Regions from separate parts of the Homo sapiens genome. Here region 2 is linked to region 1. A link is a loop called in an ENCODE intact Hi-C map of the cell type or tissue named here. Cell type or tissue: GM12878. All regions are shown on one strand. Links, peaks and the distances in the headings refer to the core of each region. The heading gives the core; the rest is flanking DNA.

Evidence for each region. Peaks named below come from ENCODE experiments on the same cell type or tissue, not always from the same donor. Only the 100,000 strongest peaks of a DNase experiment are listed, where the experiment ranks them.
Region 2: a loop joins it to region 1, with 2.4 times the contacts of the local background. A loop is called at or near these places in 1 of 110 quality-filtered maps.

Annotation. Positions count from the first base shown.
Region 1 is chr9:7,295,505-7,300,890 of GRCh38, reverse strand. No RefSeq gene overlaps it. Among named protein-coding and RNA genes, the nearest start is that of DMAC1, 500 kb to the left of the region's middle. In GM12878, for the core only: no CTCF peak of the experiment used is centred there; DNase peaks (open chromatin) are centred at 228 and 2,580; H3K4me3 peaks cover 608 bases; H3K27ac peaks cover 725 bases.
Region 2 is chr9:6,907,607-6,912,992 of GRCh38, reverse strand. The region is part of intron 8 of KDM4C (lysine demethylase 4C); the gene reads right to left. Among named protein-coding and RNA genes, the nearest start is that of KDM4C, 150 kb to the right of the region's middle. In GM12878, for the core only: CTCF peaks have their summits at 2,792 and 5,027 (motif pointing left); no DNase peak of the experiment used is centred there.

The DNA.
Region 1 (5,386 bases), core at 88-5,087:
TTTGCGGGTTGCTGAACACAAGGATGTGCTGGGAGGGTGACGTGCCTGGAAATATCATGTAGCACTGTGCCCCATCCCTCAACTCTGCTCACAGACCTTGTTGCCCTATGTAACTCTTCACCTGGCTGTTCATTTGTATACTATATAACAAATCAGTAACCATAATTACAGTGCTTCCCTGAGCTCTGTGAGTCATTCTAGCAAATTATTGAACCTGAGAGGTGGTCATAGGAACCCTCAAATTTGTGGTTCATGAGACAGAAGTACAGACGGCCCCTGGGACTTACATCTGCTGTCTGATATGAGAACAGTCTGCACCCTTAACCCGTAGGATCTGATGCTCACTTCAGATAGTGTCAGAATTGAATTGTAGGACACCCAACTGGTATGGGAGAGTTGGTACTGGAAAAACATCACTAACAGGATGATGTTTTGCCTTCTGATTCACTAGTATAATAGGAAAAATTCTAAGATGATCTGAAGACTTCCACTTCTGATCTGCATGCCCTGTATAATCCCCTTCCTTTAGTGACCTGTGAATATGGTAGGATTTTACTCCAGTGATTAAGTTATGTTATTTGGCAAAAGGGAAGGGATTTTTATATATGTAATTAAAATTCTTAATCAGTTGATTTCAAGTTAACCAAAAAGGAGATTGTGCTTTGTAAGCCTGACCTAATAAGGAAAGTCCTTTAAAAGAGGGTCTAGAAGTCAGAAACCGAGGAGGTCAGAGATTCTCCTCCTGGCCTTGAAATCATAAGCTGCCATGTTGTGAGAAGGCCCATGAGGCAAGAAACTGAGTGGCTGTAGGAGCTGAGGGCAGCCCCAGCTGAAAGCCAGCAATACAGCAGGGGCCTCAGTCCTACAACACAAGGAATTGAGTTCTGTCAACAACATGAGGGAACCTAAAAGAGAATCCTGAGATCTAGAAAGCAATTCAATCCAGCCAGTACTTTGACTGCAGCTTTGTGAAATTCTAAGCAGAGGACCCTGCTAAGATGTGCACTGGGCACATCTTAGCTGAGTCCTGACGACTCCTGTGAGTCATTTTAACCTGCTTCATTTGTGATAATTTGTTAGGTAGTGATAGAAAACAAATATAGCCACATATAATACACCCTGATCAATTTGTCATTCTCCTACTTCACACTTACAATACTGCCCAAGTCTTTTCATGATGTCCTCTTCAACAGGGAGCATAACCAAAGCTTTTGACAGGTGTTCAGCAAAATGATTTGAACATTGTATCTGATTGATAACTGTGTTGCTGAATTCATATTATACTGTCAAGGTTTACAAGAGAGCATTAGGAAAATACTACTATGATTTACCTCAGCGCTTTAACACATTCTACTCTTAAAATAGGTATTCCTGGCCAGGCACCATGGTTCACATCTGTAATGCCAACACTTTGGGAGGCTGAGGCAGGTAGATCAATTGGGACCAGGAGTTCAAGACCAGCCTGGACAACATGGTGAAACCCCGTCTCTACTGAAAATACAAAAATTAGCCAGACATGGTGACACATGCCTGTTGTCCCAGCAACTCAGGAGGCTAAGGCACAAGAATCACTTGAACCCAGGAGGTGGAGGTTGCAGTGAGCTGAGATCGCATCATTGCACTCCAGCCTAGGCTACAGAGCAAAACCCTGTCTCAAAAAAAAAAAAAAGGCATTCCTTGTTATCTGATGGCTTCATATCCACCATTCCACTAAAGCAAGAAATAAATTTCATATACATTTCCTGAAGCCGCACGGTTTGGAATTTTCAAATTTTCTGAGTGTTTTTTGGACCCTATCACAAGGTAATAAAAGAGCAGCTATGACTCAGTTAAAAATGTTCACCCAAATTGCAATTCTAACTTCTTTGTTGAAGAGGAAACCAGCAGCTTCTGCATAGTGTCCTGGTTTAATAGGTAGTCCAGTGGATCCAAGCACAAACTCGATAAGTAAGTTTAACTATGATTTATTTTTCCATTGTTATCCCTGACTTGTCTCCCAAACCCTCCACCACTAAATGGCCCAAGGCCAGAGCATGGCAACCATTGTTTCCTGGATATTGTTGTGCCCCCATCTCCTCATGCACCTTCTACACATCCTTGTTATGTTTCCATCACTTTCCTCATGTGTAACACTTAGATAATGGTGAACGTTCACACCTCTCACAAGTTTGCTAAAATCAAGTGAGGTAACAAATGTGAAATTGTTTCCAAATGAGAAAAGACTTTTATGAATGTGACAAATGCTTTTCTTTAATGAGCAACCATTTTATAGAATAATAGAAACTTGGTGTTGAGAATTTTGTCACATGCCAACTGAATATCTGAATCTCTTTCCCAACAGCCTGTATTCATTCATTCATCAAATGTGTATAAAAAATCAACTAAGATCTATGCATTAGGGAAGGCCCCTTCCAGTGACCTCTAGCTGATACCTTCCACTGACAAGGAACTCATTACATCCTAAATGACCTCATTCCATTTGAGGTAGTTTCGATGTCAGAAACTTCTTCCTCTCTCTGTAGAAAGAGCCCCCAGTAACCTCAGCAGTAGATAAGTTCTGGGCATGGAAAGTGAAGTGTCAAGCGGTGGTTTACCACTAGCTGGGAGATATGAGTTACACACCAGAAGTGAGAGTGAACAAGGCAGGGTAGTGGCTTCATTGTGTGGGTACTGAGTAAATGTCCTCAGAATAGCTAAAAGAAACAATGAAATCTTCACAGAGGAAATAGAACTTAAACGGAGCCTTAAATGTCAGCCAGAACATGAGAAGCAGGAAGGCAATTTTAGATGAGATGAACAAAAGGAATAAAGGCTTAGCATGCACTCCTGGGAAAAACAAGATGTGTTTGACAATACTGGAGGATCCTGAAATCTTGACAAAGGAGTTTAAATTGATACAGTGGGAACCAGGAAGCCTCTGAAAGTCACTGAAGCATTATTAGTTTCATTCTCACAAGAGTACTTTTTATCTGAACAACAAATGGATGTTCTCCTTCATCCAGAAGAGGAAAGTAGAGACAGGATAGTACAGGATAGGTCCAAAGCTGGCTTCAGGCAAAAGGCCAGTTCCAGAGAAGAAGGGTTTGAAACAAGACCAAAGCCTGTGGTTGTTGAATCAACTGTTACTTGTTTTACAAATTTGTCTGAGGGATTGCCAGAAGCAAGTGTCCTCTGGTCACCTGTTCCTTTGTGCAGTGTGGCTTCTGAGGTTTGTGTAAAATTATTTGTTCTCTGCACTTTGCCAAGAGGGATGGAGTATTTTTACTGGCGCCATAATTCAGGAAACATAAATCCTATAGCACAGACACTACAAATAAATGAGATCTTTTTTGTTTTGTTTTTGTTTTGGTTTTGAGATAGAGTCTCCTTCTGTCACCAGGCTGGAGTACAGTGGCACAGTCTCAGCTCACTGCAACCTCGTCCTCTCGGGTTCAAGTGATTCTCCTGCCTCAGCCTCCCAAGTAGCTGGGACTACAGGCGCGCGCCACCATGCCCAGCTTTTTTTTTTTTTTTTTTTTTTTTTGTATTTTTAGTAGAGACGGGGTTTCACCATGTTGGCCAGGATGGTCTTGATCTCTTGACCTCGTGATCCACCCACCTAGGCCTCCCAAAGTGCTGGGATTACAGGCATGAGCCACCAAACCCGGCCGAGATCTTTTAATTAATCTTTGGATTCAATCTCTACATTTCTTCCTGAACATTCCTTACAGCGAGATTTCTCTGAGTTGGAGTTGGGACCATTCTCACATTCCACCACATGGCTCACTCGGGTGGATTTCATGTAAGTTGCCTCTAAGTAAAATGACTGAGGATAGATTTCTTGGACCCTGTGATACTGGATGAACAACATCCTATAGGATGTTATGGTAGCCAGTTTTAAAAGCTGCTAAATCAGAGAGGCTACCTCGGTCTGGGACAGCACTCATTCAGATTGATTGAATATTAGGGAGATGGGTGTTATACACAGTGATTGACCAAGGAGGTTTGCTGTCTTTTGATCCCCTACAGAATGCATAGTTAAGCCACTGGATAGTACATGCTTGGCTTCTCTCACCTGTAGTTTGTGGTCTTCATTTATCCAGATGGGCCTCAACCTGAAACTGGATCAGGATATTTGACCTTTGGGGACAGCTAAAAAAGGGTGGCACCAGTACCTCCAGCTAAGCTTCCACCAGCACTTCAGAAGAAAAAAGATGTGTTCCCCGCTTCTGATTATTTCCTCAGAGTGAGGGTTGAGGCTCAATGGGCCACCTAATTATAACCCCTTACTTCCCTGGGACAGGCTTAGGACTGATATCCTACCACCATTATCTTACCTCATTTGAGGCATGAAGGAGTGTGTTTTTATTTCTAATAGAAACAGAAAGGCAAGCAAGTATAATTTTGAAACAAAGAATGACTTATAATGAAGATCTTCAGACGTTACACATTCTCTTCCTTTTTGAAAAATGCATAGCTTTTTTTCTGAAGGAAATTCTTGTTGCATATTGCTTAAAAGCAGCAGTCAATAGTCAATTTAATAATCTTTCAGGTTGCCATGAGAAACAAAAGACATATTACATGGTGATGTCATAGGCTCTCAGCATGTTTCCAAAGATATTCTTTAAACTTGTTCAAATCACCAAATCTGTATTTCCTAGATAAGCTATGTTCTCCTTTTTTTTGTTATAAACAATTATTTGTTGTGCATCATCCATATGTAGAACTCTGTGGGTGAAATGAAGGAATCGAATGTGCAGTCCCTGTCCTCAAATGTTAAAGGGGCACATCTTTGTTTTGCACTGGTATAACAGGAGACTACAGACTGGGTAATTTATAAAGAAAATAAATTTATTTCCTCACAGTTCAGGATGCTGGAAAGTCCAAGATCAAGGCACCAGCATCTGGTGTGGGCCAAGACACTGTGTCCTTACATGGTGGAAGGCGGAAGGGCTAATAATACATGGTGGAAGGTGGAAGGTGTGCCATGTGAATACATGGTGGAAGGCGGAAGGTGTGCCATGTGAAGACACACGAACCCTGTGTCTTCACATGGCAGAACAGGAGAGAAAGAACCCGCTCTCACAAACCCTTTTAATAAGACCATTAATTAATTTATGAGGACAGACCCCTCACGACCTAAACACTTCCTAAAAGACCCCACTTTCCAGCCAGGCGAAGTGGCTCATGCCTTTAATCCCCACACTTTGGGAAGCCGGGGTGGGTGGATCACCTGAGATCCACAGTTTGAGACCAGCCTGGCCAATATGGCAAAACTCCATCTCTACTAAAAATACAAAAATTAGCTGGGCATGATGGCACACACCTGTAATCCCAGCTACTTAGGAGGCTGAAAAAAGAGAATCGCTTGAACCTGAGGCAGTGGTTGCAGTGAGCCGAGATCACA
Region 2 (5,386 bases), core at 140-5,139, 390 kb after region 1:
CTCAACATACTGAAAATGCCCACTGATTTGGAACAATATAGAAAAGGTACCATACGAAAAACTCCAAGAATATCACAATTCTTGAAATATCAACAATAGAAATAGTGAAAAAAAATATTCTTTTCCTTATTTCTTTATCAAAAGTAGTTAAAAAAAGGATTAAAAAACACACATGGTAACACATAGGGAATACCAACACATCTCCGGGAGCAACCATCAGTTCAGCAGACACTAATACCTGCTATCCTCATTAGAATCCAGTTACTGGGGAAAGAAACAACCTTACAAACATTTCTAAGCAGAAATGCCTTTGGACTATAGCAAAACCAAAATTAGTTAAAGCTGCAAATATATAAATTCTCTCTCTCCCAGTATATTTATTACCCTTCAGATAGAACAATGAACAATTTGTACATGGGTTTTCTTTACTTTCAATCTACTCCATTCACATACATTAATGATCATTTCTGTTTTTATCCACTGTGTTTGGCAGAGGCATTTGTATTCATTCATTCTACAATGAATGCCAGGACTATGAGCTTCCTGGAACCCTGCCTCAGAGAACAGCGCCTATGTGAAGCATGTCAAGGAATGCCAGCATGGTGTGTACATCTTCTCCAGCAGTCTTCAGAATAACCCTAGGAGACAGTACTTTATCACACAGGGGAGAGGTTAAGGGTCCTGACTGCAAGAAGTGACAGCAAAGCTGAGCTGCATGGTATCAAGTATTCGTTAGTCTGGGGAGGAGCAGCTCAACTTGCTGCTAAAGGAGAATGCAGAGAAGCATAGAATGGCAGGAAAGGAGGAAGGGGCAGGTGGGCAGGAAATAAGGCTGGCCAGAAACAGCAAGGCACCATGAAGGCCCCTCCCTGGCTCTGCCTGCACCTTGAGAAAACCTCTTTCCTAAGGTCACCTGCCATCTTCCCGTTCTGTGCCAACCTCCTGGGAGAAACCTTCACAGATGGTCTGGCTACCATCTAGTTTTGGCACTGGGTTTCCACCTTCCTCACAAACCTCACAAACTGCCCCAAGTCCTGGGCAAAAGTAGGGGAGCAACCCTGCAGAAGGGCCTCATGACCTAAGAAGCCAGAACCAGGATCCAAAGGACATGGGGTGTTTACCCCCTCAGGCAACAGTGCCCAGTCCCTGCCACCTCCCCGAGCCCCAGCACCAGCCTCCTCCCATGTTCTTATGCAGAGCCAGAAACATTCAGCTGGGTCACACACGTTCACAAACATGTCCTTTGCAATACGTCAACAAAAGCTTCATGACCACAATAATTTAATTAAGTTTTTAGATATAATAACTTATTTTAGAGATCAAGGAGATTAGTCAAATTTCTCCCTTTTGAACTAAATATGAACATTTTATACAAGTGCTAACATTGTTAAACAGGTCTGACTTATCTAGCAGAGGTAGGAAGTGAAATGTATCATGAAGGACAGGCATGAATTTCAACTATTTAACACTATTCATTCTAAAATTCACTAATGTACTAGCTTATTTTCTTAATCGGGATATGTAATTCATCAAAATCATTAACTAGCTTGACAGCCCACAGTCATCATTACAAATATCAGATGCAATTACGCACACTGAAGAATTATTGATATTTATACTCCTGTTTGAAGCTAGAAACAGGTAATTTATCCAAAGCCTCAAATCTAGCAAATTATGGAAACTCTAATCTTTCAGATTCCTCATCGCTGATCATTTTCTACCTTCTTGTCTTTTTACTTCCATATTAAAAGTTGGAGGTTTTTTTCCCTCATCCTCTAAGTGATGGCATAAAAGTTTTTTATTAATAGAGCTATACATAATTTTAAGTAAATTAAGTAATTTAAGCCAGCCCTTTTAAAAAAATAATCTGTTATTTTTTTCACTGCACATGTGATAACTGGTTGCTATAGAAATATTTTAAAATAAAGATAAGCAAATTAAAACCCTGCAAAGATGACGCTAAAATTTAATAAACATCTTTCTATAATTTGTAATACAAGTAAGCATTCAAACTAAGAAAAGATCCTATTCTATAACCTTTCTTTAATCCATGACCGTGTATTACAAACATCTATCTACACATATCAATAAACGTACCTCCACATCATTTTTAATGCTAATTAGCATATCATGACTGGATGTACCATCATCTATTCAACTATCCCGCAGCGTTCAACATTTACTTGCTATCAATTTTTTCAGTTTCACAATCAACACTGTGAAGACTATCCAAATAAATACATTCTTGGGCAACTACTGATTATTTCCATAGGACAAATTCCCAGGTGTGGATGCAGGGTCACAGGGCACACATTTCTAAGGCTGGTGCCTTGGCATGCTCTGGGGTGTACTAATTTGCATAGTTTAAAACTGCACTGAGTATTTCCATTTGTCTTCTGCACCAATCTGAGAGGTGAGAAATGGCACTAACCTCTTTGCATTTCTATGACTACTAATGAGATTATATTTACGTTTTGTAGTTATTTGCTGACTATATTTCTGCTTTAGTGAACTGCCTGTCTTTTGCCCAGTTTTTCTAATTTTGGTGTGGAGGGACCCACAATTGTGCCTCTCAGTGCTTTAATTTTCTCTAATAAGATGGGGGTAATAACATTATCTATTCTATAGGACAGTTGTAAAAATTAAACAAGTTAATGTAAGTTCAGCCTTATGCCTGACACAAAGTAAGGACTCAATGAAGTTTAGCCATTTAAAGATTAATGAATTACAAATGGGAATTTCTTTATATATTAATGTAGTGCTGCTTCTCAAACTTGCCCAAAAACGACCCCTAATGGCAAAAAAGAGTAACTCATAACCTCATGGCATCTGAAGGTAAAAACCATGCAGCATACCAGATGTATCAAATTTCCTTAAAACATGGTTTTATTTTAAAATATTCAAGTACATTTTATATTCAGCTTCAAAATATTTCAATTTTACCATATTTTCCTTCTCACGAACTTGCTATTAAGTGACATCCAGGGATTACTTGGACATGCACCTTATTAAGGATATTAACCCACTACCTATCATATACTTTTCTATTCAGCTTGCAATTTTCAAAGATATACGTGAAATCTTCTTTCATGGTGTCCACCAATGATGTGCCGCTTCAAAAGTCTTGCTCCACTCAAGGATCAAATAAATACTCCCCTATATTTTCTTCTAATATATTTAACATTAAATATTTTTTTAAGAATTTTTTAGCGGGACAGAAATCCAAATTTGTTTTTCCTCACCCTCTTTTGCTGTCAAATATACTCTAAAATACTAAAGACTTCAAAATAAGTGTATATATTTACTTGTTTCATTAAATGTTTTTACAAAGTCTGCCATGTTAAAAATACGAGTGAAAGCTTATTTTTATTTTTTTTTTACATAAATACAAACTGGAGAGTATTCTATAATTTTGGACACAGCATTTAATACAAGAAATCTTTGAAACATCAGACAGTGGCAAAGACCCACCTACCCTTCTGGTGATTTTTCATGGGCCCTGCTGAATAGCTTGAGTTCACAAAATCAAATTCCTATCCCAATATGCACAATGCCACTGGATGTGCTAGATCAGATGGTCATCACACACCCAGATTAATGATCTACAGCACTACAGAAAGGTGTTACACTTGAGAGCCTTTTGGGTCCAGTAAGAGGGGCAAGTGCAGCACTTTGCAGCTCTCTGTCCCACCTCCATTGCCTAACTACATCTGTTCTCTTGGCCACATCGTGAACTCCAGGACATGCTTCCACTAGCACAGAGCTACAGCTGGACAAGAAGCAGACCCCTCTCTCTGCCTATCCATATGTAGCTGATTATAGAATTACATTCTTTACTTTCTAATACTCTCATGTAGGTTTTAGCATTTTCAGTATGTTTCACATATTTGTTTTATTTTCAAAAGAAAGAAATCAATTTTTTAAAAAGTTCCTGGGGCAGATCTGGTAAACAAAAATGGGAGAATGCACTCATGGTAACTGTCACAGGACAATAAGAGACAAAGGGAGTCCAAATTGCTTTTAAGAGGTTAATAAATATCAATACCTCGTAGAAAGAAAAATGTTTATTACATGCCATGTGTCAGTCACTACTCCAGGAGTTTACTCTCATTATTTGATTTAATCATTACAACTAACCTATCATTATTGTTCCAATTTGGTATTATTATCCCAATTTATAGATGAATTGCCCAAGATGATATTACCTGTAAATGACAATGCTAGGATTCAAACCCAGGCAGACTAAATGTCCTCTCTTTACCACTAAAATCTACTTAATGTCCCCAATTAAGCTAGGTACCTCCCCACCCCCCACCTCAGAAACTTAGCAAAAAGAGGCCTCTTTGCTAAGTCAGTGCTACAAAGACTACATCCTCCCCCCAAGAAGATCTTGTCACACCTGGTCCCACAGGGATGTGTTCTGCCCTGATTCTCCGTGGCTAAATGGAGCATGTTGGGCCAGGTGGGGTCCTTCCGTGGACGCCCGTTCCCACCTGTGCCCCACTCAAGCCTCATTCTCTCAGTGAAAGAATGAGTGGTGGGGGACCTGCACACACTGCTACTTGTCAGCTTGTAAGGCCCTCCCAATACATTCTATTTCATTTTTGTACTGTGTGTGCCTGTCTGTACCCACTTCGCACAGCAGCTACACTAAGTAACATGTAGAGATTAAACACATTAACAGTTTGCAATAGATTTGGAAGAAAATTATAACCTCATTTCACAAAAGACAGCACTTCAACTTGATGGTATTTTAGGTTAAATGCACAAACTTCCTACACATAAAATGGGCACTTCATTTAAGAAACAACTAATGTAAAGGGAATATAAACAATAGTATAAATAGCCCTTACTACATTAAGTTACATCCATTTTTATCATCTTCTCTTCAATATAAAACATACCGATTACAAATGTGTAACCAATAAATATCTTCTAAGACTCTAGGTCAAGGTTATAAGGAAAATCCATTCCTTACAAAGGACTTTGCAGGAAAAAAAATGTATGAAGCGACACTGTCCTCTGCTGGTGAATTTTCCACACTGTCTATGAATCTTTGAGTAGAAAATTTAATATGTTAATATTTAAGTACCATAGTCCATGATACAATTTACAGTCTAATAGTGACTTTTAATTGTATGAAAATGTTAAACAAATACATAGCCAAAGCCAATACAAAATTTCAGGCTGTTTTTACAACAAGGAATAAAGAACGCCATTTTATCTGAATATAGTTTCAACACAGAATTCCACTTTACTTCTTTCAACAGCATTTTGAGTTAGTAATTGTATTAGTGCTGTTTACTTCCATTTTAGAATCAACGTGAAATGTCCCTTAATTAGATATCAATTATTAATTATAGAGTAATGCTTTAAATGCTGAAAA